Linked DNA regions of Homo sapiens: region 2 is linked to region 1. A link is a contact called in ENCODE Hi-C or POLR2A ChIA-PET data. All regions are on one chromosome and are shown on one strand. The core of a region is the stretch at or near the end of the contact, and the rest is flanking DNA. Distances in the headings are between cores, read along the strand shown. Region 1 has its middle 26 kb from the start of NRBF2. Region 2 overlaps NRBF2 (nuclear receptor binding factor 2).

Evidence for each region. A loop is a pair of places that touch in the nucleus more often than their neighbours do. ChIA-PET counts read pairs that join two places held with the same protein, here RNA polymerase II (POLR2A). Pooled maps may share reads with other maps.
Region 2: a map of heart left ventricle shows a loop between it and region 1 (2.2-fold over the local background). The contact joins two enhancer-like sites. A Hi-C loop is called at or near these places in 6 of 168 maps with a recorded cell type or tissue (PC-3, ascending aorta, heart left ventricle and 1 more), 1 of 37 single-sample maps with no recorded cell type and 7 of 50 pooled maps. POLR2A ChIA-PET finds 5 or more read pairs at or near these places in 7 of 52 experiments (AG04449, H1, K562 and 4 more).

What each region holds. Positions count from the first base shown.
Region 1 is chr10:63,103,091-63,110,797 of GRCh38, reverse strand. It overlaps the pseudogene RNU6-543P. Among named protein-coding and RNA genes, the nearest start is that of NRBF2, 26 kb to the left of the region's middle. Within about 2 kb of position 4,402, at least 3 of the 41 ENCODE cell types and tissues checked have a DNase peak (open chromatin) inside an H3K27ac peak, as active enhancers do.
Region 2 is chr10:63,150,751-63,158,457 of GRCh38, reverse strand. It overlaps NRBF2 (nuclear receptor binding factor 2), which reads right to left. Exons shown (of 4, transcript NM_030759.5): 3 at 6,268-6,308; 4 at 3,434-4,947. The coding sequence ends at 4,240. Among named protein-coding and RNA genes, the nearest start is that of NRBF2, 21 kb to the right of the region's middle. RefSeq lists enhancers at 191-240, 321-370. Within about 2 kb of position 4,402, at least 3 of the 41 ENCODE cell types and tissues checked have a DNase peak (open chromatin) inside an H3K27ac peak, as active enhancers do.

The DNA.
Region 1 (7,707 bases), core at 3,153-5,652:
AGATATGGTTCTGTCAGTCTCTTGCTTACAGAGTTCCACTGGCTTCCTATTGCCCTGAGACAAAGCCCCAATTCTATCATGACTTCCAAGGCCTTCCAAGGTTCTCTGTTGACCTCTCTGGTATTATCTAGAAAATACTTTTGGTTTTCGGCTGGGTGCAGTGGCTCACGCCTGTAATCCCAGCAGTCTGGGATGCCAAGGCGGGCACATCACCTGAGGTCAGGAGTTCGAGACCAGCCTGGCCAACGTGGCGAAACCCCGTCTCTACTAAAAATACAAAAATTAGCGAGGTGTGGTGGTGGGCGCCTGTAATCCCAGCTACTGGGGAGCCTGAGGTGGGAGAATCACTTGAATCCGGGAGGTGGAGGTTGCAGTGAGCCGAGATTGTGCCATTGCACTCCAGCCTGAGTGACAGAGCAAGACTCTATCTCAGAAAAAAAAAAAGAAAATACTTTTGGTTTTCTGACGTACCATACTTTCTTGTTCTCTGGCCTTTGACCAGCGTTTACCTGCAGTCTGAAGCACTCTTTTCTCCACTCTTTGTTTTTATCTTTAAATTTAATTGCTTCACAAATTTGCATGTCATCCTTGCACAGGGGCCATGCTAATTTGCTCTGTATCATTCCAATTTTTAGTATATATGCTGCTGAAGTAAGCACCTTTTCTCCACTCTTTTTTAATTTTAATTTTAATTTTTTTTTTTTGGAAATGAAGCCTAGCTCTGTCACCCAGGCTGGAGTGCAGTGGCGCGATCCCAGCTCACTGCAACCTCCACCTCCCGGGTTCAAGCGATTCTCCTGCCTCAGCTTCCTGAGTAGCTGGGATTATAAGCACCCACCACCACGCCCAGCTAATTTTTGTATTTTTAGTGGAGATGGGGTTTCACTGTGTTGGCCAGGCTGGTCTCAAACTCCTGACCTCGTGATCTGCCCTCCTCAGCCTCCTAAAGTGCTGGGATTACAAGCGTGAGCCACTGCGCCTGGTTCCTTAATTTTAATTTGTATTTAGAAATGGGGGTCTCACTATGTTGACCAGGCTGGTCTTGAACTCCTGGTCTCAAGCAATCCTCTCATCTCAGCCTCCCAAAGTGCTGGGATTACAGGCATGAGCCACCACACCCACCATTCCCCACTCTCTACCTGGCTAATTACATGCAAACTCAAGCCTTACCTTGGGTGAGATTTCTTTCTGGAAACCTAACCTGTTAATGGATTGAATTATGTTCTCCCAAAATTCATAGGTTGAAGTCTTAACAACTAATATGATTATATTTGGAGACAGGGCTTTTAAGGAGATAATTAAGTTTAAGTAAGGTCGTCAGGGTGGGCCCTAATCTGATAGAAGTGGTATAATTGTAAGAAGAGGTAGAGAGACTAGACAAGGTGGCTCAATCCTGTAATCCCAGCACTCCCTCTTCAGTGGATCACCTGAGGTCAGGAGTTCAAGACCAGCCTGACCAACATGGTGAAACCCCGTCTCTACTAAAAATACAAAAATTAGCCAGATGCGGTGGCGGGTGCTTGTAATCCTAGCTACTCAGGAGGCTGAGGTAGGAGAATTGCTTGAACCCGGGAGGCAGAGGTTGTAGAGTGGTGTGAGATCACACCACTGTACTCCAGCTTGGGAGACAGAGTAAGACCCTGTCTCAACAACAACAACAACAACAAAAAGAGTCAGAGACACCAGGGGTATGTCTGCACAGATGTAATTGCCCTGTGAGTTCTTGCCCATAGCAAAGACAAAACTACTTCACTGAGAACATGCTATTGCAGTAGAGAAAGAGTTTAATCAACATGAGGCTGGCCACGCAGGACATAACAGTATTACTCAAATTAGTCTCCCCAAAGGCTCAGAGGTTAGGATTTTGATGGACAATTTGGTGGGGGGTAGGGGGACATAGGGAAAGGGTGCTGCTGATTGGTGAGGGATGAAATCACAGGGTGTGGAAAATGGTCTTTATATGCTGAGTCTGTCAGTGGGGCCACAGGACCAGTTGAGTCATCAGTCATGACCAGGTGGGGTCAGTCTGGAAAACATCTCAGAAAACCAATCTTAGGTTCTATAGGCTGAGTGCGGTGGCTCACGCCTGTAATCCCAGCACTTTGGGAGGCTGAGGCGGGTGGATCACAAGGTCAGGATATCGAGACCATCCTGGCTAACACGGTGAAACCCTGTCTCTACTAAAAATACAAAAAATTAGCCGGGCACTGTGGCAGGTGCCTGTAGTCTGAGCTACTCGGGAGGCTGAGGCAGGAGAATGGTGTGAACCCAGGAGGCAGAGCTTGCAGTGAGCTGAGATTGCACCACTGCACTCCAGCCTGGGCAACAGAGCAAGACTCAGTCTCAAAAAAAATAAAAGTAAAAAAAAAAAAGAAAACCAATCTTAGGTTCTACAATAGTGATGTTATCTATAGGAGCAATTAGGGAAGTCATAAGTCTTGTGACCTTGTACCACATGGTGGTACCCCTGAGCAGTAAGGGATTATAGGAACTACGCCTACATTTTAGCAAAATTCACGTCATTCCTTTGATCCTAATCTTGTGGCCTTTCGTTAGTCTTACAAAGGCAGTTTCAGCCCCTGAACAGGGATTGGATTAATTTTAGGGACTACTGTCATCCTTGCTTCAAAGTTAAACTAAAATGCTCCCAAAGAGAGCTTGGCCTGTGCCCAGGAATGACCAAGTATGGCTTGGAGGTCAGAAGCAAGATGGAGTCAATGTTGTCAGATTTCTCTTACTGTCATAATTTTGCAAAGGTGGTTTCACAGAGAAGGCCATGTGAGGAGACAGCAAGAAAGCAGCTGTCTGCAAGGCAAAAAGAAAGACCTCAGGAGAAACCAGGCTTGCCAGCACCTGGTCTCCAACTTTCAGCCTTTAGAACTGTGAGAAAATAAAACTTTGTGCCTTAAGCCACCCAGTCTGTGTTATTTTGTTATGGTTGCCTTTGCACACTAACACACAATCTTTTGAGGCAGAGTTTCGCTCTCATCACCCAGGCTGGAGTGTAGTGGTGTGATCTCGGCTCACTGCAAACTCCGCCTCCCGGTTTCAAGCGATTCTCCTGCATCAGCCTCCTGAGTAGCTGGGATTACAGGTGAGCGCCACCATGCCCAGCTAATTTTTGTATTTTTAGTAGAGATGGGGTTTCGCCATGTTGGCCAAACTGGTCTCAAACTTCTGACCTAAGGCCTGCCTCAGCCTTCCGGTGTGCTGGGATTACAGGTGTGAGCCACTGAGCCCAGCCCGTAATACATAATCTTTCCTCTGTCTTCCATAGTGTGCCTTAGAACCTTTACCACATGATATTGTAGTTATCTGTTTTGTCCTTTATGTCCTCCTTTTAGACTGGAAGCTGTCCAAGAGCAGGAATTTGTCTAGCTTCTTCACCACCATAACCCAGCACCTGCGTAGTAGCCAGCACATTGTAAAGAAAAAAACAAACTGTTTTTCTCTCTACTCACACCCAACACAAAACACTTCTGTGAAGAGATGTGTGGGTTTTTCACCACACACCAAGCAATTCTCCAGCAGATGCCAACTGGGTGTCCTATAATTCAATTCCATTCTGACGCTGCCTACCTGGAGATTGGGTCAGATCCCACAGGTTAAGGGTTCAGTCCCAAAAGGCTGCCCTGCTTCAGGCTCCAGTCCCAAGTCCCAGGTTTTGATCTGTGTTTCTTGCTGACTGATTACAAATTGAATTCCCACAACCCTCCTTCCCCAGGATTTGGTTTAATGGTCTATATTATAAAGGATATAGGTCTGGGTGCAGTGGCTCATGCTTGTAATCCCAGACTTTGGGAGGTCGAGGCAGGCGGATCTCTTGAGGCCAGGAGTTTGAGATCAGCCCAGCCAACATGGTAAAACCCCGTCTCTACTAAAAATACAAAAATTAGCTGGGGGTGATGGCACACACCTGTAATCCCAGCTACTCAGGAGTCTGAGGCAGGAGAATCACTAGAACCCTGGAGGCAGAGGTTGCAATGAGCCAAGATAACACCACTGCACTCCAGCCTGGGCAACAGCGTGAGACTCTGTCTCAAAAAAAAAAAGAAAAAATAGATAAAGGATACAGATGAACAGCAAGATGAAAAGATGCATAGGGTATGATACGGGGAGGGATGCAGAGACACCCTCCTAGTGTAACCACGCAAGGGGTTGTTCACCTTGCCAGCTGCCTAAACAGAGCCGATTCATCAAGACGGGAATTGCAATAGACAAAGAGTAATTCACGCAGAGCTGGCTGTGCGGAAGACCAGAGTTTTATTGTTACTCAAAGCAGTCTCTCTGAGCATTCAGGGATCAGAGTTTTTAAGGACAAGTTGGTGGGTGCGGGGAAGCCAGTGAGCCAGGAGTGCTGATTGGTCAGGGATGAAATCATAGGGAGTGGAAGCTGTCTTCTTGCACTGAGTCAGTTCCTGGGTGGGGGCCACAAGATCAGATGAGCCAGTTTGTCCATCTGGGTGGTGCCAGCTGATCCATCAAGTGCGGGGTCTGCGAAATATCTCAAGCACTGATCTTAGGAGCAGTTTAGGGAGCGTCAGAGTCTTGTAGCCTTCAGCTGCATGACTCCTGAACCATAATTCCTAATCTTGTGGCTAATATTAGTCCTGCAAAGGCCATCTAGTCCCCAGGCAAGAAGGAGGTCTGCTTTGGGAAAGTGCTGTTATTGTCTTTGTTTTAAACTACAAACAATAAACTGAGTTTCTCCCAAAGTTAGTTCAGCCTATGCCCAGGAATGAACAAGGACAGCTTGGGGGGTAGAAGCAAGTTTGAGTCGATTACATTAGATCTCTTTCACTGTCTCAGTCATAGTTTTGCAAAGGCAGTTTCACTATTACTCAGGAAATTCCAAGGGTTTTAGGAACTCTGTCATAGGAACCTGAGACAAAGACCAAATGTATTTCTTATGCCACATACATTACAGGCACTCAATTAATATTTTTGAATAATAAATAAATTAGTGAAGTAGCACATGTGAATGTCCTACCATAGTTCTCAGTACATATCAACAGTAAGTGTAGCCAGGCTCGGTGGCTCACGCCTGTAATCCTAATCCCAGCACTTTGGGAGGCTGAGATGGGTGGATCGCTGAGATCAGGAGTTCAAGACAGGCCTGGCCAACATGGTGAAACCCCGTCTCTACTAGAAATACAAAAATTATCCAGCTGTGGTGCTGGGTGCCTGTAATCCCAGCTACTCTGGAGCCCGAGGCAGAAGAATCGCTTGAACCAGGGAGCTGGAGGTTGCAGTGAGCTGAGATCGTGCCATTGTACTCCAGCCTGGGCAACAAGAGTGAAACTCTGTCTCGAAAAACAAAAAAAACAGTAAGTGTGAGATCACTTTTTTTGTTTTTGAGACAGGGTCTCACTCTGTTGCCCAGGCTGTAGTGCAGTGGCATGACCACCACGCCCAGCTGGTTTTTAAGTTTTTTGTAGGGATGAGGTCTTTCTCCTGTTTCTGATTGCTTTTTCCTGTCACCAGCTCCCTCTCCCACCCAGTAAATGTAGTTGCAGCTTGATCTCACTGTGTTGCCCAGGCTGGGGTGCAGTGGTGCGATCTCAGCTCATTGCAACCTCCACCTCCTGGGTTTAAACGATTCTCCTGCCTTCACTTCCAGAGTAGCTGGAATTATAGGGGCCCGACACCACACCTGGCTAATTGTTATATTTTTAGTAGAGATGGGGTTTCACCATATTGGCCAGGCTGGTCTTGAACTCCAGACCTCAAGTGATCCTCCCACCTCGTCCTCCCAAAGTTCTAGGATTACAGGGATGAGCCACCTCGCCCAGCCCCCAGCTCCATCTTGCTTCTAACTTCCAAGCTGTCTTTGTTCATTCCTGGGTGTAGGGTGAACTAACTTTGGGAGGAACTTAGTTTATAGTTTATTATTATTATTACTTTTTGAGATGGAGTTTCGCTCTTGTTGCCCAGGCTGAAATGCAATGGCGCGATCTCAGCTCACTGCAACCTCCGCCTCGCAGGTTCAAGGGATTCTCCTGCCTCAGCCTCCCACGTAACTGGGATTACAGGCATGCACCACCATACCTGGCAATTTTGTATTTTTAGTAGAGATAGGGGTTTCACCATGCTGGCCAGGCTGGTCTCGAAATCCCGACCTCAGGTGATCCACCTGCCTTGGCCTCCCAAAGTGCTGGAATTACAGGTGTGAGCCACCACGCTTGGCCAATGGTTTATAGTTTAAAACAAAGGCCCTTTCCCAAAGCAAACCCTTTTCTTGCCTGGGAACTAGACGGCCTTTGGAGGACTAACAAATTAGCCAAAAGATTAAAAATTATGGTTTAGCAGTCAAGCAGCTGGAGGCTACAAGATTCTGACCCTCCCAAATTGCTCCGGGGGATAACATCACTATTGTAAAGCCTAAAATCAGTGCTTGAGATATTTTGCAGACCCTGCACTTGATGGATCAGCTGGTACCACCCATATTGATAAACTGGCTCATCTGATCTTGTCACCCCCGCACCAGGAACTGACTCAGCGCAAGAAGACAGCTTCCACTCCCTATGACTTCATCTCTGACCCAACCAATCAGCAGTCCCGGCTCACTGGCTTCCCCCAGCTCACCAAGTTGTACTTAAAAACTCGGATCCCCAATGCTGGGGGAGACTGATTTGAATAATAATGAAACTCTGGTCTCCCGCACAGCCGGCTCTGTATCAATTACTCATTCTTTATCGCACTTCCCCTGGTAAATTGGCTGTCTAGGCAGCAGGCAAGGTGAACCCATTGGGCAGTTACAAGCCACTATGCCTGGCTAAAAATTATGTTTTGAATAGGTAATACATTTGCATGCTTCAAAAATTCCAAAGGCCAATTTCCCTCGCTGGAGGCATCTTCTGTGGACTTTGAGAGATACACATATCAATCCATACCGCAAGAGATGTATAGTGTACACACTATTCTCTACCTTTCACTAGACAATGTATCTTGGAAATCTTTCTATATCAGTACAGAAAGACCATAGCCAAACAGAAGTTTTTGCATGTTGCCATTGTCTTATCTTCCTAATCTCCCATTCTTTCCTTAATCTATTCTAATATGGCTTCTGTATCATCTAATGGAATCACTATTTTCTTTTTTTTTGAGACAGAGTCTCATTCTGTCACCACGTTAGAGTGCAGTGGTGCGATCTCGGCTCACTGCAAACTCTGCCTCCCGGGTTCAAGCGATTCTTCTGCCTCAGCCTCCCAAGTAGCTGGGACTACAGGCATGCACCACCACACCCAGCTAATTTTTGTATTTTTTGTAGAGACGAGGTTTCACCATGTTGGCCAGGATGGTCTAGATCTCTTGACCTTGTGATCCACCTGCCTTGGCCTCCCAAAGTACTGGGATTACAGGCATGAGCCACTGCTCCCGGCTTAGAATCACTATTTTCAAGGGCACTAAAGACCTTCCATTGCCAAGTCCAAAGGACTGGACTGCGTGCCAGTCCTTATCCTATTATACTTCTTGGCAGCATTTGATGCGGCAAACCCTATCTTCCTCTTAAAACACTTTATTGCCTTGTGGAGAATAATTTTCTGTGAAGAGAATGAAGCATAGGACACAGGGCTTTTCACTGCCACCTGCTCCTTCCAAGGACCTACAAGGAATTCTAGCCATGAGTTCACAAGGTCATGTAATTCTGTATAATTTGCAAACTATTTTTACCACAGTCAGTCAAGACCACTGTCTCTTTTCACT
Region 2 (7,707 bases), core at 3,153-5,652, 48 kb before region 1:
ACAGGAAGTCAAGTAAGACCCCAACAGATTCATTTTTCCATGTCAGTCATTGGCAGGGCCTAGCCTTGAGTCTGGACACCATAATACCCTTCCTGGCTAATGGACCCAACAAGAACCAGAAGTTTCTTACTGTCCACCAGATGGCAGTGTTGGTTAGCAGTAGCTGGTAAAAGGACAAGATTGCACCTGGGAAACAACAAATAATCTGAGGATGCCCTTTACTTTTTTAAACAGTCACGCCATCCACTCCCAGAGATCTTTGATTAGGCTACACTGGGATTATGACACAATATAATGATACTAAAATTAAACACTTTTAATCTTCACATAACCTATGATCTAGAATGAATCAATAAATAATAGCTACTATTAGTTTACACCCTGACTCTTCAAATAGGTTATAAACACCCTGTGGCAGGCTGCCTCACACAAGCATCCATCTTAGTCATTTTCAAACAAGATTCTAACCACAACTGCTCACAAATGAAGGGTTATCATTAAAAATGGACATGAAGTTTTTTTCTGTTGAGTGTAAAGACAAACTCAAGTCTCACCAGATGGTCTCTGAATAAAGAAAAACCAGGCCAGTCGTGGTAGCTCACGCCTGTAATCCCAGCACTTTTGGAGGTTGAGGCAGGAGGATCACTTCAGGCCAGGAGTTCAAGACCAGCCTGGGCAACATAGTGAAATTCCGTCTCTACAAAAAATTAAAAAATCAGGTGTGGTGGCACACCTGTAGTCCTTGGTACTTGGGAGGCTGAGGTAGGAAGATCCCTTGAGCCCGGGAGGATCAAGGCTGCAGTGAACCATGATTGATCCACTGTACTTCAGCCTGGGCAACAGTGAGACCATCTCAAAAAATAAAATGATCTTAAAAAAAAAAATGAAAAAGCAACACTTTTTTTCTCTCCACTCTCAGTACTTCACTTCCAGCACCGGATGTGAGCTTTTTTTTTTTTTTTCCCACACATCAATTCTCTGGTAGGTGATCTTGCAAAATTAACTCAACTCTGACTCTACCTACCTGGAGGTTATGGGCTCAGTCCCACAAGACTACCCTTAATTCAGACCCAACCACAAATCCCCGGTTCAACCTGGTATTCTGACCAACCAGTTGCAAATCAGAGGTTCCCACAACACTCCCCACTGCTGCCTCACACTTTTGGATTCAATCCTTTGCTAGAATGGCTTAGGGAAACATCTTATTTACATTTAACCATTTATTATGAAAGTACTTATCAGAACAGCTAGATGGGAGACAGACATGGGGCAGGGACACGGGGCTTCTGTGTCCTCTCAGGGCACACCAGCTCCACATGTTCCGTAACACGGACGCTCTCAGGATCCTGTAGTTCAGGGATTTTTATGGAGACTTAATCATATGGGCATAATCAATTGTAACTCAATCTGCAGCCTCTCTCCCCTTCCAAAGGATGGGGCATGGGGCTGAAAGTTTTAAGCTTCTAATCATGCTGGTCTCTCTTGTGTCCAATCCCTATCCAGGGGCCCACTGAGAGTCATCACATTAGAACAAAAGTTCCTACCAGCCAGGAAATTACAGACTTGGGAGCTCTGTGCCAGGAACCAGAGACAAACAGCAAAATATTTATTTCTTCTTATAAATCACAATATCCTAGTCTCCAATGCCTCCTTGGGAAGCAGAAAGTAGCAGAGGTACAGTGGTACCTCTAACAGAGCTCATCTTTTAGAGAGAAATGGCTAGGCTAATAGAGTCATGTGCCATATAAAATTTCAGCCAATGATGGGCCACATGACAGATTATAAGACCATACCTTTATATTTAGATATACAAATGCCATTGTGTTACAACTGCCTAGCCAGTACAGTCCCATGCTGTAAAGGTTTGTAGCCCAGGAGCAAGACTATACAGCCTAGGTGTGGAGTCGGCTCTGCCTTCTAGGTTTGTGTAAGTCCACTTTAGGATGCTCACATGAAAAAATCACCTAACAACACATTCCTCAGAACACATCCTTGTTAAGCAACACATGACTATTTTTGGCACAAGCTTTTAAATGTCAAGTTTTATGAGCAAGGTTAGGCAAGTAAAATGTCGAGTCTAGGATATTAAAACACTGAGATATTTAGCAGAACAGAAATTCTAGTCAACCAAACAGAAAAAATAATAAAAAAAACAACAACACTGAGATAAACAAATTAATATATATATATTTTTTTTTTAGACAGAGTCCAGCTCTGTTGCCCAGGCTGGAGTGCAGTGGCACAATCTCAGCTCACTGCAACCTCTGCCTCCTGGGTTCAAGTGATTCTCCTGCTCAGCCTCCTAAGTAGCTGGGACTACAGGCCCATGCCACCACACTCGGCTAATCTTTGTATTGTTAGTAAGAGACAGGGTTTTGCCATATTTATCAGGCTGGTCTCGAACTTCAGACCTCAGGTGATCCGCCTGCCTCAGTCTCCCAAAGTGCTGGGATTACAAGCGTGAGCCACTGTGCCCAGCAAATTAATGTAACTTTTAAGAAAGTATAGAACTCAAGACAATTTGGCAGGCTAGTTTATTTTTGGTTTCATCTGCAGCAAGATGAGACAGGAAAAAATATGATTTCTCCATGGTCACTTCTGCTTTTTTTGAGACAGAATCTCACTCTGGTGTCCAGGTTGGAATGCAGTGGTGTGATGAGAGCTCACTGCAGCCTCAACCTCCCAGGCTCGAGTCATCCTCCCACCTCTGCCTCTGGAGTAACCACAACTACAGGCGCGCCATCACTGCACCCAGCTAAAGTTTTTCTGGGTAGAGACAGGGTCTCACTATGTTGCCCAGGGTGGTCGCAAACTCTTGGGCTCAAGCGACCCTCCCACCTCAGCCTCCCAAAGTGTTGGGATTACAGGTATAAGCCACCACGCCTGGCCCTATTTCTACTAGTTTCGTCACTGGATTTGTGAGCCTAACCCAACTTCCTCAACCCAATTGTCCTCAGAGAAGGCAATATATTTTTCTCACTTCTGTAATTCCACACAGCAAATCCAAGCTTTAAACATGCCCAGTAGCTTGCACCCAAATGTTTTGCTTATATTCTCCTCTTCCCCTTCCTTCTCATGGAACATCATCCAGCTTGGTAGAGAGAATCCAAAGCAGCACTTCCCCACACTATGCTCTGACAGGGTGGCAGGTGCCCAAGGGACAGCTGCCTCCAGCCTAGAGCAGCCCTGAGCATTTTCCATGTGGTGGTCAGGAAAAAGGTTGGAAACAATACATTTAAACCTCAGGAACTTCTGTACTCTCTGTCACCCTAGTTGTAAGGGAAATGGACTACAAAACACTGAAAGAAAAAAAAAATCCTTGACACACAAAAGTAATCATCTAACCGCATCTGTTCAAATTCAAAGTTTACAACGCACAGAGAAGCCACTCAGTGCCTTGCTTTTTAACTATCAACCACGTTCAACAAAGGTATAAAACACAATTACTTTATTGATTTCTTACAATAAAATACTGCCAACTAGCATTACGTCCACTCTTGCATCATTAAAAACAAAGGGTATTTCCTCCTTGGTATTTTCAAATGATGCATTATACAATAAACGAAGTTAGAACTTAAAATGCACCCTGATTAATTATGTAAACTGGTAATTTGTTTTAAAAAGCATAATAATTTGGTTCCTTTCTTCATAAAATGGAAATTTAAATATTTCTTCTGATAGTCTTGAGGTTATCATTATGAGTAGTGCAAAGTGTGGCACATATAGTTTCATCTAGAAGGGTGTGTATCTTACACACCTTAAACAAACAGAATGTGCATTAACAAAATGCATACAGTCAATGCATGATAGAAAGCATGTTTCAAATATAAGGCAGCCCCTCCGGCCACCATATTATTTAGGTTTTGCATTATCATTTATGGCATTATAGATTAATTACACATAACTTTTATACATTTTAACCCTGAAGATAAGAAAAATAACTGTTGCTTGAAAGAAATTCTTCCAGGTAGCCATTTGGTTTGTATCAGGAGAAACCGAACCTCCATGAGTTTAGCGTCTGCCAAGTCGGAATCATTAGCTGAAGTGAGTGAATGAGATACGCAGCGCATTTCACAGTGACTGTTTCCCAAGTCCTGGCAATGCCTCTGCTCCCACAGTCCACCAGATGAAGCATTTCCGGGATTACCCTTCTATGTGGTTTTCCCTTTTCATTTCTTTTTGCTGGATTAACGATTACTGTATTATTTCCTCTTTTCCCCTTTTCTGTGGCCTTCCATTTTAATTATTCATAAATCCTTTCAGAATATCCTCAGAGAGCTCCATAAGAGGAAGTTCTGGAGATGGAAAATCCAAGGGAGGAAGATTGGGGATTGGAATGTCCTTGGCTTTCCCAGTATTTGCTGCGAACTTCTGCCAGGTTGAGGAGGCTGTAGCAGTTTCTGCATGTGGTGGCAAGCTCCATAACTCTGACGTTTCTACAAAATCAGCATCTACATCCAGCTCCTTTTCTATTGGACCTTTTAGAAGTCTGGCCTTTTCAGCCTTTAGTTGTTTATTTTCTTTCCTTAATCTTTCATTCTCAGCCACAAGGAATTCCACATGCCTCTTCAAATCTGCAATTTTGGTTGCCTGCTCCTCTATAATTGTTTTATCATCTTTTGGGGCTTTGCTTCCAATACATGGCTCTGCTGGCTCACTCTTTTGCTGAAGTAAATAAAGTAGTGTGTCTGGATCCCTGTCAAAGATCCCCTGAATCTCAGGCAGGCATTTCTCTGTGGAAGGGCTGTACTTCTGAGAAAGGGGACTCTGGCCCTCTGCATCCTCTGCAGAGGGTTTGTGAGATGTCTGAAGATGGGCAGCTGCATCCTTGTCTGTGTTCTGCTGGGCTTTCAATCTTTCTTCACGCTGGGCCCTTTTCCATCTCTCTTGGATGAGGAGGAGCTGTTTCATATGGCTATCCCTTTGCAATTCCAGTGAAAGATGAGCCTATTACATAGAAGGAAAGATAAAATTGGAAGAATATTTTAAGTATCTTAGTAATGTCCAACATACACTATTCAAAATCCTTTGTGAATAACCCAACACTTACAATTTACAATTTACTATGTTTGCAAAAATACCATTCAGAAAGTCAGAAGTCCTATTCCCAATCAATACACTAAATTGGATGTTTTCCTCAATGTGCCTGACCCCATGTGTAATGTCATTTGTACTCAAAATTAGAAATCTTTCCTCTGTAGACATATTAATTCTACCAACAGCTAAAAAGAAAGTCTTCCTATCAACCGCGTGTTTGGATAACTCAATGCATGCCTGTATCATGAGCAGATTCTATACTTTCAAAGGCAGTGAAAGGGATAGAACACAACTTTAAAGTTCCCTTGGTTCAGTTTGAGAAACTAGTGGCTTTCCCTGCCACTGATATACCTCACAGAAATGATCTCTTTAACTAATACTTTTATAACAAAAAGTTTTTAAAAAGATATTTTATATATATTTATTTTAGAGACAGGGTCCCTGTTGCTGAGGCTGAAGTGCAATGGCGCAGTCATAGCTCACTGCAGCCTTGGACTCAGGTGTTCAGTGATCCTCTCACCTCAACCTCCCAAGTAGCTAGAACTACAGGCATGTGCCACCACGCCCAGCTAATTTTTTAAGTTTTTGTAGAGATGGGGTCTCACTGTGTTGCCAAGGCTGGTCTCGAACTCCTGGGCTCAAGTGATCCCCCTGCCTTGGCCTCCCAAAGTGCTGGGATTACAGGCATGGGCCACCATGCCCAGTCTTATGAATAAATGTATCTTGAAACACTTGGCAGGGCCTCCCCAAACACAGAAGACAATTTAAAGCAATTGGTGAAACAAATTTAAAAGTGCCTGAACTGCTTAAGAATTCAAGCAAAGACAAGTGGGAGACTGGTCAGATTTAAATTATCTTTGACAAGCAAAGGGTGGTCCAACTAGTTTCCTCTTGGCCAGGCCTGTTTACTGACTGTAAGCTAATGATCAAATAAGAGCTAATGATTAGGAATGGTCCGAAGAGGGCTCTCTAAAAGGTACATCTGGCTGGCAATCTGAGATCTGTGAGTAACCACTAGAAAAAAAGAAGTTTCTGCATTCCATGTCTGGGGCATCGACTGCAGTTCATTTAGTTTTAATTTCCGTTGTGAAGTGCTCTTCCCTTGCCCATTTTATATATTTTTGACTATAGCATTTTGAGAGGGACACAATGCTTTGCTTTACACACAATTCAAGCCTCCACAAGAAAACCTTTCTAACCCTTGTCGCAAATATTGGGAATATGTCTCACCTGCTCTGACTGTGTCAGCTTCATGGCTTCAGAAAGATATGCTGTTAAGAGAAAAAATAGGCATGTTAATATGTGTCTTCATTTTGTAATTAACAGGTAAAAGGAAGAGTTTTAATAATCTTCATATGACAAAGAGAACTGGTCTGATAACTCTGATACAATTGGGGATTTTTTAAAAGAATTCTTAACTTCCCCCAAAAGGATGTCAGTGGCAATAAAATGAAAATATTCCCTACCCTATCTTGAAGGTTTTGTTATTTAAAACTCCTACAGATTTTATAATTCAGAAACTGAAGATGGTCTAATCAGAAAAATAGGTTTAGGAAAGATAAAAATCAAACAAGAACCTATCCAAACCCTATTACTCATCATACTCACAAAAATATCATGAGATTATCAATGACTTTTTATCCGTCTGAATACCTGGAATCTATCATTTTGGACTCCTATAGAATCACTTTTAATGAATTGTCTCTGAGTTAAACCATCAGCCTTATGGTTAAAAGCCCTAAGAACTTGTTGACATATTTACTGCGAGGAAGTTACTGAGGACAGTATAATGTCATTTATGAAGACCTTCAATAAACTTCTCTCTGATCTTAGATCCTCGGTGACTATTTGTTTGAATTTTAATAGCCAATGTAAAAATTATTATCTTTCCTCTTTAGGATGACTGCTAGAAAACTTAAGTCAAGTTCTTAAAAAAATATGCAAGAACTAATGGTACATTTTGTGAACTACACTACTAGTCCTTTCTCATTTTCTCTATGGATGTCCTTATCTATGTATCTTTAATTACATTCGATATTTTATTGTACATTCATCTGTAAGACATTTTATAACCTTTCGGGAACAAGGTTAGGTATAAATAAGTTCTCTATTATCAATGAATTGTCCATAATGAATCTCCATTTTTATCTTGCTTGTTATAAACATTTTTGGCATCTCTCATACCTACATTAAGTTCCTCTTTTGCCCTTTTGCAGATACTACGAGGCATTGCTTTCTGTCCAGTCTTAATCCAAATAATTTAATGCTTTGATGTCATAACTTAAGAGTTCTTGCCTGCTAGGTTCTACCACAGTCTTTAAGATACAATTATATCAGGGGTCCCAAACCCCCAGGCCGGTACTGGTCTATGTCTTGTTAGGAACTGGGCCACACAGACAGCAGGAAGTGAGCAGCAGGCAAGCCAGTGAAGTTTCATCTGTATTTACAGCCACTCCCCATTGCTTGCATTACCGCCTGAGTTCTGCCTCCCATCAGATCAGCAGCGGCATTAGCTTCTCATAGCACAAACCCTACTGCAAACTGCACAAGCAAGGGATCTAGGTTGCACTCTCCTTATGATAATCTAATACCTGATGATCTGTCGCTGTCTCCCATCACCCCTAGATGAGACTGTCTAGCTGCAGGAAAACAAGCTCAGGGCTCCCACTG